4 separate regions of the Homo sapiens genome follow, and all the other regions are linked to region 3. A link is an interaction called in ENCODE POLR2A ChIA-PET data of the cell type or tissue named here. Cell type or tissue: GM12878. All regions are shown on one strand. Links, peaks and the distances in the headings refer to the core of each region. The heading gives the core; the rest is flanking DNA.

What was found. Peaks named below come from ENCODE experiments on the same cell type or tissue, not always from the same donor. Only the 100,000 strongest peaks of a DNase experiment are listed, where the experiment ranks them.
Region 1: POLR2A ChIA-PET joins it to region 3 with 16 read pairs; 7 of 35 experiments call an interaction of 5 or more read pairs at or near these places.
Region 2: POLR2A ChIA-PET joins it to region 3 with 12 read pairs; 8 of 35 experiments call an interaction of 5 or more read pairs at or near these places.
Region 4: POLR2A ChIA-PET joins it to region 3 with 15 read pairs; 5 of 35 experiments call an interaction of 5 or more read pairs at or near these places.

The regions. Positions count from the first base shown.
Region 1 is chr3:183,537,661-183,543,502 of GRCh38, reverse strand. The region is part of intron 1 of KLHL6 (kelch like family member 6); the gene reads left to right. Among named protein-coding and RNA genes, the nearest start is that of KLHL6-AS1, 8.2 kb to the left of the region's middle. RefSeq lists an enhancer at 2,415-2,524. In GM12878, for the core only: no CTCF peak of the experiment used is centred there; a DNase peak (open chromatin) is centred at 2,643; H3K4me3 peaks cover 1,012 bases; H3K27ac peaks cover 758 bases.
Region 2 is chr3:183,522,409-183,528,250 of GRCh38, reverse strand. KLHL6 (kelch like family member 6) reads left to right here. Exons shown (of 7, transcript NM_130446.4): 2 at 241-406. Among named protein-coding and RNA genes, the nearest start is that of KLHL6-AS1, 23 kb to the left of the region's middle. In GM12878, for the core only: no CTCF peak of the experiment used is centred there; DNase peaks (open chromatin) are centred at 760 and 2,490; H3K4me3 peaks cover 627 bases; H3K27ac peaks cover 2,261 bases.
Region 3 is chr3:183,589,064-183,594,905 of GRCh38, reverse strand. No RefSeq gene overlaps it. Among named protein-coding and RNA genes, the nearest start is that of KLHL6, 36 kb to the right of the region's middle. In GM12878, for the core only: a CTCF peak has its summit at 2,482 (motif pointing right); a DNase peak (open chromatin) is centred at 2,735.
Region 4 is chr3:183,529,635-183,535,476 of GRCh38, reverse strand. The region is part of intron 1 of KLHL6 (kelch like family member 6); the gene reads left to right. Among named protein-coding and RNA genes, the nearest start is that of KLHL6-AS1, 16 kb to the left of the region's middle. RefSeq lists enhancers at 1,542-1,621, 2,321-2,580. In GM12878, for the core only: no CTCF peak of the experiment used is centred there; no DNase peak of the experiment used is centred there; H3K27ac peaks cover 778 bases.

The sequences.
Region 1 (5,842 bases), core at 315-5,314, 51 kb after region 3:
GTGTCTTTAAAACTCAGGATAGCAGGCTGGGTTGGCAGACGATGTCTGTCTCATTAGCAGGTGGGCCTGGAAATGGAGGGGGAGAGAATTCTTAGTAACTGCTATGAAAATCCTCACTCCTCCCATGCTCCTCCAGTGTACCACCGATGATTAGCAGGCCTTCAGTTAAGGAGCACTGCATAGTATTATCTCTCTCTCTCTCTTTTTTTTTTTTTTGAAATGGAGTTTCGCTCTGTCGCCCAGGCTGGAGTGCAGTGGTGCGATCTCAGCTCACTGCAACCTCCATCTTCTAGGTTCAAGCTATTCTCCTGCCTCAGCCTCCAGAGTAGCTGGGATTACAGGTCAACACAACAAGATAGTTTTTGTATTATTAGTAGAGATGGGGTTTCGCCATGTTGGCCAGGCTGGTCTTGAACTCCTGACCTCAGGTGATCTGCCCGCCTCAGCCTCCCAAAGTGCTGGGATTACAGGCTTGAGCCACCTCACCCAGCCAGTATTATCTCTCTTAATGTGCAAATACCTGGAGGGGAAGGAATGCAAAATGTTAAACTTTCAGAACTACAGTGCTGAGTGGACTTAGTGAATTTCCATCCATCTGTCCATCCATCCATCCATCCATCCATCCATCCATCCATCCATCCATCCATGTATCCATCCATTTGACACAAATTTATTAAGTGCCTACTCTGTGGCAGGCACAGAGTTTACAAAGATGAATAAATTATGGTTCCTGCTTGACCTGGAAATCATCATCTAGTTAGGACAGAGAGATAAGTAAATTGATGTTTACTGTACAGGGTGATAAGTGCTATGATGCAGCTCTGCACAGGGGTTATGGTGGAGCTGGGGACAGGGGCTGTGAGAGGTTTGCTACATGGGAGCTATAGGAGCTTACAGAAGGGCATTAAATCAGACGGAAGAAAGAGCAGTCTGAGAAGGCTTCCTGGCAGAGGTGATATCTGAACGGAGTTTTGAAGGATGAGTAGGCATTGGCCAGAAGGGGCCAGAGGGGAGAAAGGAGAAGAGAGGAGCATTCCAGGCAAAGAGAAGCACATCCGGGAAGGTGCCACGCAGTGTAACCACAGGTAGAAGAGTAGGTTGAAATAAAGGACATGCACAGGCCAATAAGGCTGAGAGACAGGCATGGTCAGACCGGGAAAGGTTTTGTTGGGTGAAGCTGTGGAGTTTGAAACATGACTTACAGATAGTGGGAAGCCGTGGAAGAGTCTTTAAGTAGGAAAGAGATGTGATCCAAGATCTCCCTTAAAATAATCCTTTGCACTGTGGGTATGGAGGGTCCCATCAATCTAGGCAGACCCTTAGGTAAGTTGCAAGAAATTTCAGTGAGAGGAGATGAGGGTTGGAATTAAGGTATAGGCAGTGTGGTTGGGGAGAAGGCCTCCAGCAACATTCACATCCTCTCTGAGGGCCTGCAGGGCAGCCGGACCACAGAGAGCATGAGGGAGAGGCAGCGCTGCCCAGCAGGGAAGGGTAGGGGGAAGTGAGGTTAGGAGGGCTGGAACACAAAGCAAACTGACTCCACTCTTTGCTGAGGACCAGCTCTGAGCCTCAAGATTGGAAAGAGAAAGAGAAAGTGGTCTGACCTTATCAACCCTTCTCCTGCCCAGGCTATCCCGTTTTAGAGCAAAGCTCATAAACAAAACATCTCAAGTTCTGGACTTGCAATTCTTGAACACCTTGGAGATAGAGCCACAGCTATTATTAAAATATGTTCCCCTCTCTTATCCACATCTCTGATAGAGACCACTGCTGGCTTTTAGGGTGCCTTCCTTTGGTTTTTTTGTTTGTTTGTTTTTGTTGTTTTGTGTTTTTTAGAGGCTTGCTATGTTGCCCAGGCTGGACTTGAACTCGTGGCCCCAAGTGAGCCTCCTGCCTTGGCCTCCCAAGTAGCTGGGACTACAAGCATGTGCCACCACACTCAGCCCCTTCCTCTGAATGTAAATAAGTTACCTGGGAGGACCAGTTAGAAATGGGGGCCCCTTTCTGGGGGTTGCAATCCACGTTAGTGCACAAGGCTTGGCAGGTGTAGGGGGCGCTGGATTTTAGCTCAAGTCAAGCCTGGCCTGTGCACTCCTGCGTGTAGCCCAACTGTGGCAGCTCCTCCTTCACGTCTAGATTCATAACTGCTCCCCATCCCCAGCTGGAGGAGCTCCTGTCTTCTGTCCCTTTCCCTCTGGATTCTGTATCATGAAAGCCCAAGGGACAGGCCTGGCAGTCCAGATTCCTCTGTGGCAGCTGGCGGAGGGAGCAGCCTAGAACGCACATAGGATCATCTTTGCCTGTCACAAGGGATACCTTTTATGACTGGAGGAGCCTTAGCATTTGAATACCTTGGGGTAAAGACTGGGGCCAGTGCCAGCTTGCAAGTTTCTAAGTGGTTAGAACCAGGGAAGGCTCAGAAAAAATCTTTAAGCAGAGGCTGATCCCTAACTTCTGGACAATGACATGGTCACAGGGAAGCCACAGAGTCCTGGAGGTGGGAGTGGAAAGTGGAAAAAGAGGGTCATGTGGAGCCTCCGGGCAATAGCCTGGTCGGGATGTGGTGGTGGACGGCGAGCGCAAATGCGGACCCTGCTCCAGGCCCAGAGGGGAAGTGAGAATCTGAGCCGACCTCGTTGGTTTGTGAGGGAAGTGGGGTTTTGTTAGGGGAAGCCAGGTTTCATCTTCAGGAAGGAGGTGGAAGATGTGTAAAAACAAAAGCAGACAAAGGTAAAGAATAATCACCATGTTTTGTAAGTTAAACTCTCAGGTAGGAGAGCTTAGGGTAATCATCAATGGGGCCGGGTGTGGTGGCGTGTGCCTGCAGTCTCAGCTACTTCGGAGGCTGAGGTGGGAGGATTGCTTGAGGCCAGGAGATTGAGGCCAGCCTGGGCAACAGAGAGATCTTGTCTCAAAACAAACCAACAAGCAAACAAACAAACAAAAACGGGCCTGGAGTTCCAATTCAGAGAATCGCTGGGATTTCTTTTGTCCAATTGTATCACTCCGCCCTGCGAGTGACAGACATTCAGCTCAAACTGGTCCAAGCATAAAGGGGAAAAAATAATTTATTTGCTCATGGAATTAAAAAAAGTCTGGGGTAATGGTTTCAGGTATAGTTGGGTCCTTGTGCCCAAAGTAATGTTACCATGACTCAGTTTCTCTCTCCTTCTTAGTCCCGCTTTCCTCTGTGTGGGTTTCTCTCTCAGGGAATGTATTCACACATGAGGACAAGCAGGTAGCCAGCATCTCCAAACTTTCATGTCCACCAGCTCAGCAATTCTAGTGGGAAGAGACAGCTTCTCTTTCTCAGTAATTCCAAAGAAAGTTCTGGAATTGGCTCCAATTGAATTGGCTTCTTCCTATTCCCATCCCTGAACCAATCATTGTGGCTTGGGCTTGGACGGTGGGGTGTTTCCCAACGGAAGATCTGAGTACTCCTGCTAAAAGAGACAGGAGTAAGTTGGGCAGACAAAACAAAAACTGTCCATTGTATCTTTGTGACTGTATCGTCACTAAAGCCTGACCACAAGTATATGTTGTAATTGATGTTCTTTCTTGTCTGATCTTGCAGACAGAACAAGTCCTTCTTTCTGTCATAAACTTGGATGGCAGAATTTCATGGCAAGCTGAGGCATCAGCAATGGTCTGGTGGGACTTGGAGGGATTCTGCTTCCCTAGGAACATGGCCAGAGTTTTCTTCTCCACAGGGGCCGTGGGCAGTGTCCTTGAGGAGTGGTGAACTAGGGCAAGAAGCTTGGCAGAAGGGAGTTGTTTTTTTGTTTTTTTTTTTTGAGATGGAGTCTCACACTGTCACCCAGGCTGGAGTGCAGTAGTGCGACCTTGTCTCACTGCAACCTCTGCCTCCCGGGTTCAAGCAATTCTCCTGCCTCAGCCTCCCGAGAAGCTGAGATTACAGGCACCCGCCACCACACCGAGCTAATTTTTTGTATTTTTAGTAGAAATGGGGTTTCACTGTGTTGGCCAGGCTGGTCTTGAACTCCTGACCTCGAGATCTGCCAGCCTCGGCATCCCAAAGTGCTGGGATTATAGGCATGGGCCACCGTGCCTGGCCCACAGAAGGGAGTTATTCTGAGGCCTGCTGATGCTTAGAGTCAGATCGGGGCAGCTGTAGGCTTCCAGCTCCTCTGTCAGTTTGGAGCAAAGCTGGCAAACGGAATGGGATTGCCACCTGATTCGGGAGGCAGCCATAGGCCTCATGGAATTCTAGGAAGGCTGTGTCTTAGAAGATGAAAGGAAGGATCCATAGTGAGGGAGGACTTTCCGAAACATATCTTCCCTAGCACTATGGCCAATTGTTTCCATGACCTTGATCTTCATTCAGTCTCCTTCTCAGGAGGAAGTAGGGGTGACCTCTTTCTAGGGCAGAGGTTCTCAAAGTTTGCTTTGCAAAGGAATTATGAGTCGGAGCCAGGGACACCTAATTAAATACATACCTCCAGCCCTACTGCTAGAGATTTGGCTTTAGTAAGTCTAAGGTAGGTGGGGTACAGGATTCTGTATTCTGAATAAGCAACCCAAGGTTCTGATGCAGCTGGTTCAGGGAACACATTTTGAGATCCACCTCTTGAGGCTGGAGTATCTGAGGCCAAGGATGTAAGCAGGACTCCAGTATTGAGACAGGATCCATATGATAAAACTTAGGGGACAGCTTGAGCTCAGAAACAGGGCAGAGCTGAATGTTTAAGTGCTTCCCTTGGTTAGTATTGGCTCAGGTTTTGGTGCCTTGAACTAAGAAGTGCTGGGGACCATAGAGAGAGATGCCATGTCATGCTAGGTCACACTTGCATCTGCTGACTCCCTGCTTTCTTTGCAATGGAACCCCCTTTGATTGACTTCATTGTGTTTATATCCAATAATCCTTTCTTAACAATAGTGTTCATTGTGTAGTACATGCTGACTAGTTTAAAAAACTTTTAAACTGATTGTATACATATGGACATTGTATTCTTAAGTAGAATTTAACTCATTTTGCAACTGATGTTAAAGCCACCGCCACACAGAATATCTCAGTGAAACAGGGGAGTTCGTTCCTGGTATAAACGGGGAATGGTGAAGAAATAAGAGGAAGGACAGAACAGGGGGCAGACAGGTGGAGCCGGTGTAGGAGTGAGATAGTGGGAGTGATAGGTGTGGGTATTTGTTTATAGGGTTAGAATTAGGGTTACAGGAGGCAGGGAGTTCAGAGGTGTGGAGTTCTAGGGAAGGGGTCAGCTATAATGGAGTCGGGCTGGGTGAAATATTCTGAGTTGGTGAAGTTTAGGAACTACAGGAGCTTGTAGAGCTCATTGAAGTAGTGCAGGTACGTTGAATGTTCGAGTGTCCTCTTCAAGCTCTAGGCCCTGGACTCGGGAGTGTGATAGGAGTTCCCTAGTGGCGGTGGAGGGCCTCATCCTCCAGATATATTTGATAATTCTTGGAGGTACAGATTCCTGTCAAAAGCAAGTGCAAAGGGACTAGGAAGGACAAGTTGGTTGATTCATTCATTCACTCACTTTCCCTAGGGACCGTCCCTACTTGGTGGTGGCACTGCTCTGGCCCCTAGATACAGTGCTGAGCATGGCACACCCTCACTCAGCTGGCATTCTAGTGGGGTGACAATAATTAACAAATAGATAGGTAATCTAATTTCAGGATGTGCAGAGCTATGAAGAAAAATAAAGGAAGCGAAGAGGTGAGGGAGTGGCGATTTTAGATTAGGGGGAGTGTCGGGGAGAGCCTCTCTGAGAAGGCGATGTTTGGCAGAGACCTGAGGTGAGGAAGCCTGGTGGAGAATGGAGAGGCGTGTGGCCAGGCAGTGTTTGTGGCATGGCCTGACTTC
Region 2 (5,842 bases), core at 457-5,456, 67 kb after region 3:
GGGACTGACTTTGGAGATCACAATCGGGCATGGAGGAGCAGGGCAGTTCAGTTCAGCTCGGTAAGTACTGATGAAATGTCTAATGCGTAGGGGGTGCTGGAGAACAGAGAGCCACCAGCCCAGGACCTGACCTTGGGAAACCCCCTGTTCTGTGAGGGCCTGATGAGTCTGAAAGGGGATCTCTTTAGGCCTGGAACCAAGGGTCTCGGCACGATTCACATTCACACATTTCTCTTCCAGGGCCATGTTCTGCAACGATTTAAAGGAAAAGTATGAGAAAAGGATCATTATTAAAGGGGTTGATGCTGAGACCATGCACACTCTGTTGGACTACACGTACACCAGCAAGGCGCTGATCACCAAGCAGAATGTCCAGCGGGTCCTGGAGGCTGCTAACCTCTTCCAGGTGTGTGAACAAACTGGCTCAGTGCTCTTCTCTGAAGCAGGTGAATGCAGTAATTCTCCAGAGGCCAGACCTGGTCTAGCTCCCAGGCCTGTACCTGGGACATGGACACACACACACACACGCACACAAACACACACACACACACGCACACCCCTAGCTGGGCTTGTGCTTACTTGAAAGTTAGAAGATGCTCTTTTGGAAAATTTCTCAGAGGGAGTGAGATAGGGCATTGACTCCTTAATAAGATGAAGCCAGGGGAGCTTTGTGCCTAGAACCTAGGCATGGGTCCTGACTCCAAGAACAATAAGTACAACTTGCAGAAGCTTAATTGGAGCCAGTGGCTCTTCTGTGGTTTGGGGTTACTGATGTCTCCTGGTTTCATCGAGGGTGGTGTTTATGTTTCTGTTTTCTGTTCTCCTTTCAGTTTTGGGTGGCTTTTCAAAAGAGCTATAAAAACTTTTTAAATAGTAAAGACTATAATCTTTTGTAATGTATGTTTCAGATATTTTCCTGCTAGTCACTTGACTCATCATTTTAAAATATAGCTTTTTTAATGTACAAAAGTTTAAAACTAGTACTTAGTCATAGCTATTGATCATTTCCTGGAAGACTTTTGTCTTTGGTGTGCATTTTTAGCCTTTCCCTTGCTTGATCATATCCTTATTCAATTTCATTTAGTCTTGTTATGTTTACAACTTTAATATCCTTTTTTTTGGTTTGTTTGTTTTTGTTTTTGTTTTTTTTTTTAGAGAGAGTCTCGCTGTGACGCCCAGGCTGGAATGCAATGGCACCATCTTGGCCCCCTGCAACCTCTGCCTCCCGGGTTTAAGCGATTCTCCTGCCCTAGCCTCCCAAGTAGCTGGGACTACAGGTGCATGCCATCAAGCCCAGATGATTTTTGTATTTTTAGTAGAGATGGGGTTTTACCATATTGGCCAGGTTGTTCTTGAACTCCTGACCTCAAGTGATCCATCTGCCTCAGCCTCCCAAAGTGCTGGGATTACAGGCATGAGCCATCGTGCCCAGCCAACTTTAATATACTTAGAATCACTTGGCATAAATTATTTTTCTCCATTCCCCCCACCCCTTGCCTCATTTTTAATTTTCTCTCAAGTGATGAACTTCCATAGAGATGTTAGTTTTAATGAGAACAGTGGGAGAGGACAGACATGGTGCAGAGACAGAGTGAGCTTTATTTGTTGTTGATTTCCCTATTCCGGTAATCCCTTGCCTCAAAAAATCCTAAATATCTTTTACTTTCTAGGCAGAAATTAGCAAGTTTCTTTCTGAAGCGATTGTACTCAGTTTCCTTATAAGTGTCAATTCTTAAGAAAATAAGAGAAGATTGCTGTGGGCTTCCAAATATCTATTTAACCCACTGATTTCTGTTGACTCTGGGTTACTTGCTATGAAGTCTCAGACAGAGAAAACTGGGGTCATATTCAGGCTTCACGGCATCATAAGGGACAGAAGTTTATAGGTTGTTGAAATAACTTTGTGGTTTGTAAAAATTATTTATTTATTTATTTATTTGAGATGGAGTTTCACTCTTGTTGCCCAGGCTGGAGTACAATGGCACAATCTTGGTTCACCGCAACCTCTGCCTTCTGGGTTCAAGCAATTCTCCTGCCTCAGCCTCCCGAGTAGCTGGGATTACAGGCATGTGCCACCACGCCCGGCTAATTTTTTTTGTATTTTTAGTAGAGAGGGGGTTTCCCCATGTTGGCCAGGCTGGTCTCGAACTCCCGACCTCAGGTGATCCGCCCGCCTCGGCCTCCCAAAGTGCTGGGATTACAGGCATGAGCCACCGCACCCGGCAAAAAATTATTTATTCTTTTGAATGGATAAAACATACTCCCATTCCAAATTCAGAACCCCGGAAGGGAAGCAGTGACACTGCCTGTTTGCAGTGTCCTGCTGTTCTTCATATTCCATGCATATAGCAGTCTCTATATGCATATCACTCCCACTCAGGCTTCCATTTTTTCTAACACAACGTAGGCACACTATACATCCTGTTTCGCATCTTACTAGTTTTACTTCACATTCTATTTTGGGCATTGCCGCAGGTCTGCGTGTGGAAACTACCTTGTTCTTCTCAATGGCAGCATGATATTGTTGGGGTCACATTAGATGTGAAACATGTCCAGTTATTGCTAATGATCTCTTATAAGGCAGAGTGGCAGAGTAGAAAGAACACGGGCAAGCAGACCTAGGTTTAAACCCTGGGTCAGTCACTTATTTGCTATGTGGCTGTGGACCAGTTACTTAAATTTTCTGAGATTCAGATTTTTCATTTGTAAAATTAGGCTGATAAACACCCCACCTTCCAGGGAAAGCTATTATGAAGTTAGATGAGATGATGTTTTCAAAGTACAGCATATTTCCAGGAATGGACGTGTCTTCCCATCAGTTGTGTGGTTTTTACTTTACTTTGGATAGTTTGTGCCTTGGATAAATGGGGCTGACATTGAGCTATGAGAACATTTCCCTAAGGTATTCCTAAATTTTCCCCCCCGGGTTAGGATTGTAAGAGACCATGTTTAAAAGTGTGTGTGTGTGTGTGTGTGTGTGTTTTTTTTTTAGAGAGTCTCACTCTGTTGCCCAGGCTGGAGTGCAGTGGTGCAATCTCGGCTCACTGCAACCTCCGCCTCCCGGGTTCAAGTGATTCTCCTGCCTCAGACTCCCGAGTAGCTGGGATTACAGGTGTGCACCACCATGCCTGGCTAATTTTTGTATTTTTAGTAGAGACGGGGTTTCACCATGTTGGTCAGGCTGGTCTTGAACTCCTGACCTTGTGATCCACCTGCCTTGGCCTCCCAAAGTGCTGGGATTACAGGTGTGAACCACCATGCCCAGCCAAAAGTTTTTTTTATCATGTTCATACGATACATGATTAGAATGATGAAATGAATCAGTGCTTTATTTTAATTAACTCAGGGTTATAGGTAGAGAAAAGTGTGCCAGTGATGGCATTTTATCTGGTCCTTTTACAACATCTGCAGAAGTCAGTACCACCTCTGTGGGACTGAAATGAACAGGAATCAGATTATCTCAGTGCTCCCCGCCCCACCCAGTAATAAACGCTTCTTAATTTTCACCATTGGTGTGACTCAGCTGCCCTTAGTGTCTTCCTGTTACCCACCAATTGCTTCTCTCCCAGAATTTCCTGGTGCAGGAAGAGACAATCCGATGACCAAGCCAATCAGCTCTATCACTGTTTGGGAAGAGCTTTTCCTACCAGGCCAGGCAACGTCATGAGCTGCTGGCCAGTTTACAGCGTGGGTGCCTTGGGTTTACAGACCAATCAGCGATGCCATGAAACAGGACAGTTTCTTTTAGGAGGAAACTTTGGGTGTGGCAGGTACTGATTGATCTGCCCACTAGAAGAACTTTGCAATCATCTGGCCGTAATGCATTGGCCAATCATGAGGAGAAACACATTTTCCCCAACTAGTTTTTGGAAAGGTAAAAGTAAGAGAAGCATCTAAGAGGAAAGGCCTAAGGGACCTGTTCTCACATGCGGTGGGATCTTTGAAATGAATGCCACCCAGTAGGGGCTCTAGAGAAGCCAAAGGTCTCCCTTTCCTTAACTGGACCTTCAGGCTTCTGAGTCGTAGGTAAGCAAGCCAGCCCCAAACTATGGACCTGGGACAATGGCTGTAAGGACTTGGCAAAATTTTTCCATCTTGAAGGAGAATGATTTCTCAATCAGGGCACTGCCATGTTGTTTGAGAAGTTTGCCATGTTTGTTACTTTCATTTTTATTATTAAAAACTCATGAGGCCGGGCACAGTGGCTCACACCTGTAATCTCAGCACTTTGGGAGGCTGAGGCGGGTGCATCACCTGATGTCAGGAGTTCCAGACCAGCCTGGCCAACATGATGAAACCCCGTCTCTATTAAACATACAAAAAATTAGCCAGGTGTGGTGGTGGGCGCCTGTAATCCCAGCTACTCAGGAGGCTGAGGCAGGAGAATCTCTTGAACCCGGAAGGGGGAGGTTGCAGTGAGCTGAGATTGCGCCACTGCGCTCCAGCCTGGGCGACAGAGTGAAACTCCATTTAAAACAAAACAAAACAAAACACCTCATGAAATGTAGCCAAATACCACCTGTACCCCAAAAACTTATGGAAAAAAAACAAACAACAACTCATGGGAAAAAAAACCAACTCATGAAAGAGTAAGGGATTGGGAGCTTATCTGCAGGCAGCAAGAAGATGTGAGGTCAGGGAGACCATTCTCACCCTGCATTTGGTCTGGGATGTAAGGATCCCTACGGTACATAACAGTTGGTTAGAAGCAGCAACTTAGGAGAAGAAAACCAGGCTAAGTCCCGTGGCCAAAGTGAGGAAAAAGGGGGATGCTGGAGTGGGAGCTTGGTCATCTGGCCTGGGCCTGAGAAGAGCCCAGGAGGGGCTCCCACAGAACCCTCTGGGGCAGTGACATGGTGGCAGTTAGAGGAGACATTGGTGAAGGTCCAGTGTTGCTTATTTCCCTAGGATTGCCTTTGTTTACAATAGGATGAATGCGCATGAGGCTAATGCAGATGAGACAGCCACGTGGTCAGTGTCTGACTTGATGGCCTGGGTTGGCTCCTTGGCTTATGCAATGCCTGGGACATAGCGGGCATGCTATGAATATTGGTGGAATACATGAATATGTGAATAAATGCACTAATGAGTGTGTCACTCTTGTTCATTACTAGCTGGATGTAAGGACTTCTCAAAAACTGCTCAAGAAGCCAGGCGCGGTGGCTCACGCCTGTAATCCCAGCACTTTGGGAGGCTGAGGCAGGCGGATCACGGGGTCAGGAGATCGAGACCATGCTGGCCAACATGGTGAAACCCCGTCTCTACTAAAAATAGAAAAATTAGCTGGGCCTGGTGGCGTGCGCCTGTAGTCCCAGCTACTCAGAAGGGAATCGATTGAACCTAGGAGGCGGAAGTTACAGTGAGCCGAGATCGCACCACTGCACTCCAGCCTCGTGACAGAGTGAGACTCCATCTCAAAACAAAAACCAAACAAACAAACAAACAAACAAAAAACTGCCCAAGACTCCAACAGAAATTACTTGGTCTCCTTCCAGGCGACACTAAGAAGCCCAATCCTGGCTCTTGGAAATGGTGTGGGCCAAGAAAGGAGGAAATATTTCACAGGCTAATACTAATAATTGCTTCATTTTATAGGTGCCTGATGAAGTGCCAGGCACCTACTATGATATACTATGTACACACATGAATTTCTGTTGTCATGGACAGAGACTCACAGATTATATCTATTCAACACCATAGAAGCCAGTCAATCTAGGCAAGAAAACCAGCTGGATTATTTCCTTGCTATCATCTACATAAAATCAGCCTGTTGACTATTTGATGCACTCCCTCTCACACTTAAATTTGGTCAACCAGTGTTGCTGTGTGGCTACTGTAAGCA
Region 3 (5,842 bases), core at 529-5,528:
ATGTTAAATCAAGATAAGAGGGTGAGGACAGCTTCAAAAATTCTGAAGCTGCTGACATGCCCAGGTAACTGGTGGCTATGGTGGCTACAGTCATGCTTGCTAAGACGCGGGTGCATAGGGCTGAGGCAGCTAAATCTTAAAGTGTGAAGTAGGTTCAGGTGCAGTCTTTAATATACTATGCCTGGAAAATAAAATGAGTATGAAAATGCTTTAATATCACTTCTTGGCCTTTGGCTCAGATCAAATGCAAAATGCTTGAATAGCTTGTAAACTCAACTAATGGAGAGCCTGAGGCTGGAGAATTGCTTGAGGCCAGGAATTCAAGACCAGCCTGGGCAACACAGGGAGACCCTGTCCTAGCTACTCAGGAGGCTGAGGTGGGAGGATCACTTGAGCACAGGATTTCAAGGCTGTAGTGAGCTATGAGTGGCACAGCCTGGGTAACAGTGAAATCTTGTCTCTAAAAATAAATAAATAAATGAAAATAAAAATACGTTTTAACATAAAATTATTAACATTTTCACACATGATTCAGTAGTTTGAATTACTGCCTTAAGTGAAGTGAAAAAAAAAATCTCATTTCTAATGTTTCCAGGTAAGTGCAGAGATTTTTTTTTTTTTTTAAATGGAGTCTTGCTCTGTCGCCCAGGCTGGAGTGCCGTAGTGCAATCTTGGCTCACTGTGAGCTCCGCCTCCTGGGTTCACGCCATTCTCCCGCCTCAGCCTCCCGAGTAGCTGGGACTACAGGCGCCCGCCACCATGCCCGGCTAATTTTTTGTATTTTTAGCAGAGACAGGGTTTCACTGTGTTTGCCAGGATGGTCTCAATTTCCTGACTTCGTGATTCACCCGCCTCGGCCTCCCAAAGTGCTGGGGTTACAGGCGTGAGCCAGTGCAGAGGTTTTTTTAAGTGACCATGTTGTTCATTTCTTTTTACTTACGCAGTCTGAATTTTAGCCAAAACTACATTAGTAGAAAATGTTGTTATCGAACCAAACTGGGGTCTGCTTGCTTGACATAGTAAGGCCAAAACATCCACACTGAGGTATGCAGTGGGAGAAAAGGAGTTTATTTGCAGGGTGCCGGGCAAGGAGAAGTGAGTAGCTCATGCTCCAGACCCAACCCCCCAGATGGCTTATAGGTAAAGGTTAAAGGCAGGGAGACAGAGGTTACAGGCACATTCATATATCAATACATGGAGGCTATACATTGTCTAGGCCTGAAAGAGAAGGATATCTTACAGGTCACAGGTCAATTCAAAGATTTCCTGATTTGTGATTGGTTAATGTAATAGTCTGTTCTTGCACTGCTATAAAGAAATACCTGATATTGGGTAATTTATAAGAAAAGAGGTTTCATTGGCTCATGGTTCCATGGGCTGTACAGGAGGCATGGTTAGGAAGGCCTCAGGAAACTTACAATCATGGTGGAAGTTCAAAGGGAAACAGGTACATTTTTTTTTTTTTTTTTTTTTTTTTTTAGACGGAATTTCACTCTTGTCACCCAGGCTGGAGTGCAATGGTGTGATCTCAGCTCATCACAACCTCCGCCTCCCAGGTTCAAGTGATTCTCCTGCCTCAGCCTCCCAAGTAGCTGGGATTACAGGCATACGCCACCATGCCCAGCTAATTTGTGTATTTTCAGTAGAAATGGGGTTTCTCCATGTTGGTCAGGCTGGTCTCGAACTCCCGACCTCGGGTGATCTGACCGCCTCGGCCTCCCAAAGTGCTGGGATTACAAACATGAGCCACTGCGCCCAGCATCAAGCAGGCACATCTTACATGGCCAGAGCAGGAGCCAGAGAGGGGGCGGGGAGGAGCTACACACTTCTAAATGAGATCTCATGACAACCCACTCACTCACTGTGACAAGAACAGCACCAAGGGGATGTTGCTAACCCATTCATGAGAACTCCACCCCATGATCTAATCATCTCCTACCAGGCCCCACCTCCAACACCAGGGATTACAATTCCACATGCGATTTGGTGGAGATGCAGATCCAAACCATATACATTAAGGAGGTGCTAAAAACTTGGCATCAGCAGAAAAGACCATTAGCACTGGCTTGTGGGTGTGACCTCTGCCAGGACCCTGAGGAAGAAATTTAGAACAAAGAAGGGGTGTTGGAGTTCAGTCCTCGTTTCCCCCTTGTCTGAGGTTCACATGCCAGTGGATCCCTTTGGTGGGGGTCCAGGTTTCTGGAAAAATTCAGGGACATATGTTAAGATGTTTCTGTCGGAAGCCAAACATTCTTGCGACTCTAACTTCCTTGGTTATTGTTTTAAGCTACCGTTACCTTCTTGCTTATCAATTTGCTCATTTACTTTTCAGGGTTAGCTAGGTGCCTGGAATTTCCCTTGAAGAAACTCAAGGTTTTTCTTCATGTCCATGCTTGAGGGGCCCACAGTCCTCTGCAAGGGGTCCCGCTCCATTTCAATGTCATGAAACAAGACTTGGTACATCCATTTGAATTTAACCAACAGGGGGAGCCAGTTTTAGATGTTTAAAATATTTTGGTCAATGTAATGTTTTAGTTAACGAATTGTTGAAATTTTGTAAGGAAATGAAACTCAGTTGACTGGCTTTTACCGGGTGTTTCTATTTGAGTGTAGATAATTGTACCTCATGGCATGGGTGCTAAACATTTTAGGTTAAATATCTTCTTGTACTGGTAAATGAGGAGGGGAAGTGAAATATGGAACAAATCGTTACTCTGGACAGGAAGCAATAGAAAGGCAAATCAACGTTGTTCTCGATTTGGTCCTTTGCATTGTTGTCATATTTCTACTGGAAATGCTTCACAGCAATGCCCTTTTAGATCATTATTTAGATGTTCAGTAAATATGTGGCCTGATATAGCTCATACCCCAGCTGAGACTGAATGTTTCTGTTCCCCTGGGGAGAGACCTTGTACCTTGAGTTAATTTGCATATGAATTCAAGTGACTAGGAAAGTGAGAGAGCAGCTGACTGGGAAGCCAAGCTCCCCACCTTTGGGGGAGAGGGGTTAATACTGCAACAGGCATAGGTGTATATATTTTTTTGTGCAATTATAATTGGGAAGTCGAATGTTAAGGGGAGGGTTAAGTAACAACAAACTTCATTAGGTTGAGCTGGTCTACACCCCCTGATGAGGTGGGGCTTAGGGGTAGGTCCAGCTTGGAAGACAAACCAAGTAACTGCAAGCTAGATTCTTGGATAATCTGTATTTCTTTGTTAGGGGAAGTAACAGTTTATAAGATTGGGCTTTTCTTGGGAAGAACCTCGAGAGAATAAAAAGCTGGGCTCCCGTCAGCCCCTCTGGAGCAGAGGTTATCCTGGAGATGTAGATCAGCCCTGGAGGGATCAGCCTCTTCTCCGGACAAAGAAAGAGCTCAAAGATGGCTGGAGGGATTCCATCAACAGTTCACTGGGGAGGGAGCCATGCAACCAGTTATAGTCACAATAGTGTGAAAACTGGCAGCTCTTCCATGTAGGGGCATCAGCAAGATCAGTGCAGAACACTCCAGGAAAGGATGGCCGGGGGTGCGGTGGTTCATGCCTATAATCCCAGCACTTTGAGAGGCTGAGGTGGGTGGATCACTTGAGGCCAGGAGTTCAACTGGCCAACATCGTGAAACCTGTCTCTGCTAAAAATACAAAAATTAGTCAGGCATGCTGGTTGGCCCCTGTAATCCCAGCTACTCGGGAGGCTGAGGCAGAATTGCTTGAACCTGGAAGGCGGAAGTTGTAGTAAGCCAAGATCTTGCTATTGCACTCCAGCCTGGGTGATGAGTGAGACTCCATCTCAAACAAACAAACAAACAAACAAACAAAACCACACAAAAACAAAAATTAAAAAAACACAAAAAAGAAGACTCCAGGAAAGGCTTTGCACTTTCAGTGAGTGGCAAGAGGATGCTTGTTCCTGTGGCTGTGCCATCTCCTATTTCTATGGAATCCTTCCCACCTCCTTAAAAACTGGCTACTATATCTCTCATGTTTAGAAAAGCCTTCACTAGATCCCTCGTATCCCTCCAGCTGACAGACCATGTCTCTGTCCCTCTTTCCAGAAAACCAACTCAGAAGAGTTACTCTGCCTGCAATTCTTTACCTCCCTTCGGCCTACTCTTTTTCTGTGGGATGCTTTTGGTATTAAATAATAGAGAACTCTGAATCAACTGTGTAGAGTAAGATGGGGAATTCATTGGCTCAAGTGACAAGAACTCCACAGGTGGAGCAGGCTCCAGACAGGGGCTCTGGCAATTCCCTTGACTCCGCCCTCCTCTAGGGGGTTGGCTTTATCCTCAGGCTTGTGCCAAGGTGGTTTCCACAGAACTAGGGGTCACAGGCAGAAATGACAATAGCTAATGGGAGAAGGGCAGAGATCTTCTTGTGTCTCTTTTTAAGACAAAATGATACCTCCGGCCAGGCGCGGTGGCTCACTCCTGTAATCGCAGCACTTTGGGAGGCTGAGGTGGGTGGATCACCTGAGGTCAGGAGTTCAAGACCAGCCTGGCCAACACAGAGAAACCCTGTCTCCACTAAAAATACAAAAATTAGCTGGGCATCGTGGTGCATGCCTATAATCCCAGCTACTCAGGAGGCTGAGGCAGGAGAATCGCTTGAACCCAGGAGGCGGAGGCTATGGTAAGCCAAGATCACGCCATTGCACTTTAGCCTGGGCAACGGAGTGAGACTGTCTCAAAAAAAAAAAAAAAAAAAAAGAGGCCTCCACAGAAATCCTTCAACAGACATCCCCTCACATCTTGTTGGCCAGAATAATGGTATCACATAGCCATTGGCAAAGAAAAGTAGATCATGGTGTCTTGGTTTAAACCAGTCAGGATTTACACTGGAGCTGGCAGTAGGGGTTCTTTTTGCAAGGAAAAAGGGGTGAATAGAGTCTGGGAAGTAACTAACATTTACATCTACCTTTTATTCCCAACACTACATTGAAATGGAATTGCACAAGGCTTCAAATCCAGTGAGCATTTCTTTGTCTTCAATGTGTTCCTCCTTTTAGAAACATTTGACATAATTGAGCACCCATTAGCTTCTACTACATCTCCTGGCTTGACTTTCTCTTCTGCTTGTTTGTCAGTTTACTGCATTGGGTACACAGGATTTTAAAACATCCTATTTTGTCCTAAATTTTTGTCTTCCCAATGCAATTAGAGCAAATGATTCTCACCAAGTGAGGAGTGAGACGATTGGCCAGGACTTATAGCATGGCCAAGAATGAATTTTATGTCCCTTGGTTGATTAAACACCTCCAGCTTATAAAAGAGATTAATGAGACCAAGGTGCGTAAGAAATTGGAGAGAAAATTTGTTTAGAGAGATGTGCCCTATGAGTTTTTCCCCATCGTACAGAAGCAGTGGGGGATGCTTGCCCCTCCTGACCAGTGTAGGGAAAGGGGCTTTACTGGGGAGCACTTAGAAGGTGGATCACAGTGGACTAGAGTCTGCCCTTGGCCGGCTAGCTGTTCTAATGGCAGGGAGAAGAGATGGTGCTATGTTGGGGCAAATGATGCTTATGAGTGCTTCCCACGGGCCTGAGGTAGCACTCACAGAGAAAGCAAGCAAGCTTGAGGTTTTCTTAGATCCTGCCCAGGAGGGCTGCTTGGAGAAAAAAACCCAACCACAAACAAGTGTTGGAGATGTACTATTAGATTCCAAGGCAGTGAAAGAGGAATTGTAAGTGACCAGCCCTAGGAGATGCATTTACTTACAGCATGGGAACTGCCATTGTAAGATTTCCAAAGATGAGTCTGAAGAAACCATAATATTGTCCCAAAAGAGAAAGAATAAGCTCTAGATGCCTGGAAAGCCCAGACAGCTCTTATTAGTTTACGACAAGA
Region 4 (5,842 bases), core at 537-5,536, 59 kb after region 3:
CTGTCCTGCTGAACTTCCTGTTTCCCATATATTTATTTATATGACATTCACGAGGGTGAAATTTGCTTTGCCTCCTGAGATGACTGTAGGTCTGGGTGACCCCAACACCTGAGTTCAGGACTGATGGCAAGAGCTGCACTGTCTAATATGGTAGCTACTAGCCACATGTGGCTGTTGGGCATTTGAATTGTGCCTACTCTGCACTGAGATGCTTTAAGTATAAAATACGCATAAGGCTGGGCACGTTGGCTCACGCCTGTAATCCCAGCACTTTGGGAGGCTGAGGCGGGCAGATCACAAGGTCAGGAGTTTGAGACCAGCCTGACCAACATAGTAAAACCCCGTCTCTACTAAAAATACAAAAATTAGCCAGGCGTGGTGGCATGAGCCTGTAGTCCCAGCTACTCAAGAGGCTGAGGCAGGAGAATCGCTTGAATCCGGGAGGCTGAGGCTGCAGTGAGCCGATATTGTGCCACTGCACTCCAGCCTGGGCAACAGAGAGAGACTCTGTCTCAAAAAAAAAAAATATATATATATATATATGTATATATATGCATACATATATACATACATACATACATATATACATATATACATACATATATATGATGGTCTTTGAAGACACAGTATGAGAAAAAGAATGTAAGTTATCGCATTAGTCATTTTAAAATATTTCTTACGTGTTGAAATGATATTTCAGGTATATTTTGGGTTAAATAAGATATGTTATTAAAGTTGACTTTTATTTTTTTCTTTTTACTTTTTAAAAATGGGGCCGGGCATGGTGGGGCTCATGCCTGTAATCCCTCACTTTGGGAGACCGAGGTGGGTGGATCGCCTGAGCCCAGGAGTTTGAGACCAGCCTGGGCAACATGGTGAAACCCCATTTCTACAAACATTGCAAAATTAGCCAGACATGGTGGTTCATGCCTCTAGTCCGAGCCACTTGGGAGGCTGAGACAGGAGGATCACTTGAGCCCTGGAGATGGAGACTGAAATGAGCTGTGGTCGTGCCGCTGCACTCCAGCCTGGGCAACAGAGTGAGACTCTGTCTCAAAAAACAAACAAACAAACAAAAAATGTGGTGACTAGAAACTGTAAAATGCTATAGATGACTCACATTACATTTCTATTGGGCAGCCTTGCTCTGGACACTCCAACAAAGGGAGGCTTAGAGAGTGATCTTCCAACTCCTCCAGGGAAGATATGCTGAGCTGAGAAGAAATCATAGGCTGTCTCTGAGAGCAGATTCTTTATAAAATCAGGAGGCAGCGAGGCAAGCCCTATATGACATTACTTTTAAAGTAATGTCTTTTAAAGTACTTTTAAAGTACTTTAAAAGTACAAAGTACTTTAAAAGTAAAGTACTTTTAAAGTACTTTAAAAGTAAAGTACTTTTAAAGGCTGGTGATTACGGTTCTGCAGACAGCTCTGTGCTGCTGGTCAAGAGGGTTTGTGGCTGAGGAAACTGGTCTGTAAATTGGTCACCTGCTCTGATATCATCACGGCTCCCCCAGCTCTGGGCGGGGATTTCTTCACTTTACAGAGGCCCCGGAATTCACCTTCGTTCTTTCTTTCTTATTACCATATTCTTGTGAGGAGAAAGAGGCCAGCTGAGGGAAAAGAGAAGAGGGGAGGGAAGGAAAGGTTAGGAGGGTTACCATTGATTAAAACAACAAGGACAGAGGGGGAAGGACGGAGGCGGAAGGACAGAGGGGGGACGATCACCTTGACTAAAACAAAAGGTCCAAAAAGTCAGCAAGTCAAGTGTCTAGTGATTTTCTGTATCTCTGTCTCTCTCTCGTTCTCTCTCTGGAAGTCTTTTGACTTTTGAATGTTTCTGGGAAGCCATAAACAGTTACCTTTGTTTTGCAGATTAGGAAAAGGGGTAAAGAAATGGATGAGTGGCCAGGCACGGAGGCTCATGCCTGTAATCTTGGCACTTTGGGAAGCTGAGGAAGGAGGATCTCTTGAGCCCCAGAGTTCACCACCAGCCTGGGCAACAGAGTGGGACCTTGTCTCTACAAAAATTAAAAAAAAAAAAAGTTGGGTGTGGGTGCCTATAGTCCTAGCTACTGGGGAGCCTGAGGGAAGAGGGTCACTTGAGGCCAGGAAAAGAAGGAAGAGAAAGAAAGGAAGAAAGGAAGAAACAAAGAAAAAGAGAGAAAGAAAGAAGAAAGAAAGAGGGAAGGAAGGAAGGAAGGAAAGAAGGAAGGAAGGAAAGAACTGATGATTGATTTCCAGAGATAAATAGGAAGTGTGGGATAGAGAGGAGGGGCAGGACTTAGAGGTGTAATCCCCTCCGTGTTGAGATGGAAGTCCGAGCGTTTGGAATTACATCACCAGAGCTCCACCCAGGGCCTTTGCATTTCAGTGACTTGGCTGGGAGATAACGGCTCCCTAACCTGTTCATGTGTCTGTAGCTTAGAAAGTCCAGTGACTAATGTTTGGAGATGTTCCCTAGCGGTGTGGCTACTGCCTCAATTAGTACATTTTCTGAGAAAAGGCTTTGACATTGTCACAAGCCTCCCAGCTCTTTATGGGTTCATCTGATACTTGACTCTAGTGGCACCCATCACCTGCAAACAAAAGTGAGAACACATGTGCTTAAAATGTTCTCTTTGAGTCCTGCCTTTGCTCATCAACCTTCAACGGCTCACCATTGCTCACTGAGTGAAAACCTAACTCCCTATCCTGCCTTCAGTGCCCTCCACAAGCAGGATCCAGGTTATCTTTCCAGACCATTGTTTCATCCCTCTCCTGTCCCCTGAGCTTCAACTGAATCACATGTCTGCTAGTTTCTCTTCATGCCTCATGCCCTTGCATCTTTATGGCTTTACTCACTGTGCTTGTTACCTAGAAATCCTATCCATAATCTTCACATTTCAGAATTTTCCTTCTCTATGAGTAGCCATTCTTGGCCTCCACAGCACTTTGTAGGTCTCTTATGGCCCCTCGTAGACTGTTATTTGGGCATCAATGCCCTTGCTAGTTTGTGAACTACAAGGGTCTGGGGTGGATACAGACTGCCAGTATTAGTCAGCTTGGGCTGCCATAACAAAATACTATGGACTATGTGGCTTAAACAACAGAAATGTTTATTTCCTCACACTTCTATAGAGTCTGGAAGTCTAGCATCAAGTTGCTAGCATGATCTGGTTTCTGGTGAGGGCTCCCTTCCTGGCTTGCAGACGGCCACCTTCTCACTGTGTCCTCACATGGCCTTTCCTCGGTGCGTGAGCAGGAGTGGTGAGGTGGGTGTGGAATCTCTCTTTCTGTTCTTATAAGGACACGAATCCTATCAAATTGAGATCCACCCTTATGATCTCATTTCACTTTAATTACTTCCTAAAAATCTTATCTCCTAATACATTCACATTAGGGGTTAGGGTTTCAACATATGAATTTTGTGGGGGACACAATTCAATCCATGACATTCCATACTTGGCCCCCAAATTCGTGTCCTTCTTATATGCAAAATACATTCATTATATCCCAACAGCTTCCCAAGTCTTAATTTATTCCGGCATCAACTCTGAAGTCCAGATTATGGTCTGAATATCATCTAAATCACATATGGGTGAGACTTTATGTATAATTCATCCTAAAGCAAAATTCCTCACCAGCTGTGAACCTGTGGAACAAGACAAGATGTATGCTTCCAAAATACAATAATGGGACAAGTGTGGGATAGACATTCCCATTCCAAAAGGGAGAAATATGAAAGATGGGGCTGGGCACGGTGGCTCACGCCTGTAATCCCAGCACTTTGGGAGGCAGAGGCGGGCAGATCACAAGGTCAGGAGATTGAGACCATCCTGGCTAACATGGTGAAACCCCGTCTCTACTAAAAATACAAAAAATTAGCCAGGCGTGGTGGCAGGAGCCTGTAGTTCCAGCTACTTGGGAGGCTGGAGGAGAATGGCGTGAACCCGGGAGGTGGAGTTTGCAGTGAGCCAAGATTGTGCCACTGCACTCCAGCCTGGGAGACAGAGTGAGACTCCATCTCAAAAAAAAAAAAAAAAAAAAAAAACACAGACAAAAAAAGAACAGAAAGAAGGAAGAAGTGATGTGTCCCAAGAAAGTCCAAAATCTAGTGAGATAAATTCCATTAGATTTCAAGGCTTCAGAATAATCCTTTTTGGTTTGATTGTCTTCCCTTCTGGCCCACTGAGGTGGCAGTGTCACCTCCATGGCTGGAGGTGTGAGTCCTCCCAACAACCCCTCCCCCGACTCCCAGGTGTCTGATGGAGGCTGTCTGGCTTCTTGAACCGAGGCAGTGGTCCTGATTATCTCTGAATCACCCTTAGGGTAATTTTTCCCTCTTCTGGAAGAATAGTGAGGGCTGGGTGCAGTGTCTCACGCCTGTAATCCCAGTACTTTGGGAGGCCGAGGTAGGTGGATCACCTGACGTCAGGAGTTTGAGACCAGCCTGGCCAACATGGCGAAACCCCCCATCTCTACTAAAAATACAAAAATTAGCCAGGCGTGGTGGCGAGTGCCTATAATCCCAGCTACTCCAGAGGCTAAGGCAGGAGAATCACTTGAACTTGGGAGGCAGAGGTTGCAGTGAGCCGAGATGGCACCACTGTACTCCAGCCTAGGTGACAGAGTGAGACTCTGTCTCAAAAAAAAAAAAAAAAAAATGCATGTTCACAGCTGAGTACCTCATTGTTTTTTACCGTCAAATCCAAGAAGTCTGACAGCCTTCCTTCAATTGTCTTGTCTCTTCCCCTTCAGTTCAAACTGGCAGTGTTTCTTTCTGTTCCTATAATTCCATAAGCATTTTATTAAATGATAGTCCAGCCACATTTTTGGCGTTCTCTTCAGAACATGCTCCCTCATTTTTCTCAGAATGGGTAGGCTGAGAATTTTCCAACTCTTTAATTTTTGGTTCCCTTTTGCCTAAACATTCTTTTTCTAATTCACCCCTCTCCCCTTGCATTTTACTACATGCAGTAGGAGGAACAAAGCTGCTTCTTCCATGCTTTGCTCAGACGTATCCGCAGCTAAATATCCAATTTCATTGTTTGCAAGTTCCACCTCTTGCAAAACAGCAGAACACAGTTTAGTCCTTTCTTTGCCACTTTATAACAAGGATCACTTTCCCTCCAGTTTCCAATACGTGTTCCTCATTTCCATTGGAGACTTCACCAGAATGATCTTTAATGCCCATATTTCTGCCAACATCCTATTTGTGGCAATCTAGACTTTTTCTAGCTTTTACCTCAAAACTCCTCTAACCTCCACTCATGACTCAGTTCCAAAGCTGTTTTCACATTTTTTCAGTATTTGTGACAGCAGCGCCCCACTTCTCAGTACCAAAATGTGCCTTATTCAGCTTGGGTTGCCATAACAAAACACCATCGACTGGATGGATTAACCAACATACATGTATTTTCTCACAGTTCTGGATCCTGAAAGTCCGAGATTGGAGTGCTAGCATGGGTGGGTTCTGGTGAAGTCCCCTTCCTGGCTTGCAGATGGCCACCTTCTCGCTGAGTCCTCACACGGGGCAGCACGTGCAAGAGAATTCTGGTCTCTGTTCCTCTTCTTATAAGAACATCAATCCTATCCGATTAGGACCTCAGCCCTATGACCTCATTTTTCTTAATTACCTCCTAAAACCCCTATTTCCAAATAGAGTCACACTGCGGGGTTAGAGTTTCCTTTCTTTCTTTCTTTTTTTTTTGAGATGGGGTCTTGCCCTGTTGCCCAAACTGGAGTGCAGTGGCACAATCTCAGCTCACTGCAACCTCTGCCTCCTGGGTTCAAGAGATTAGACATGACTGGCTAGTTTTTGTATTGTTGTAGAGATGGAGTTTCACCATGTTGGCCAGAC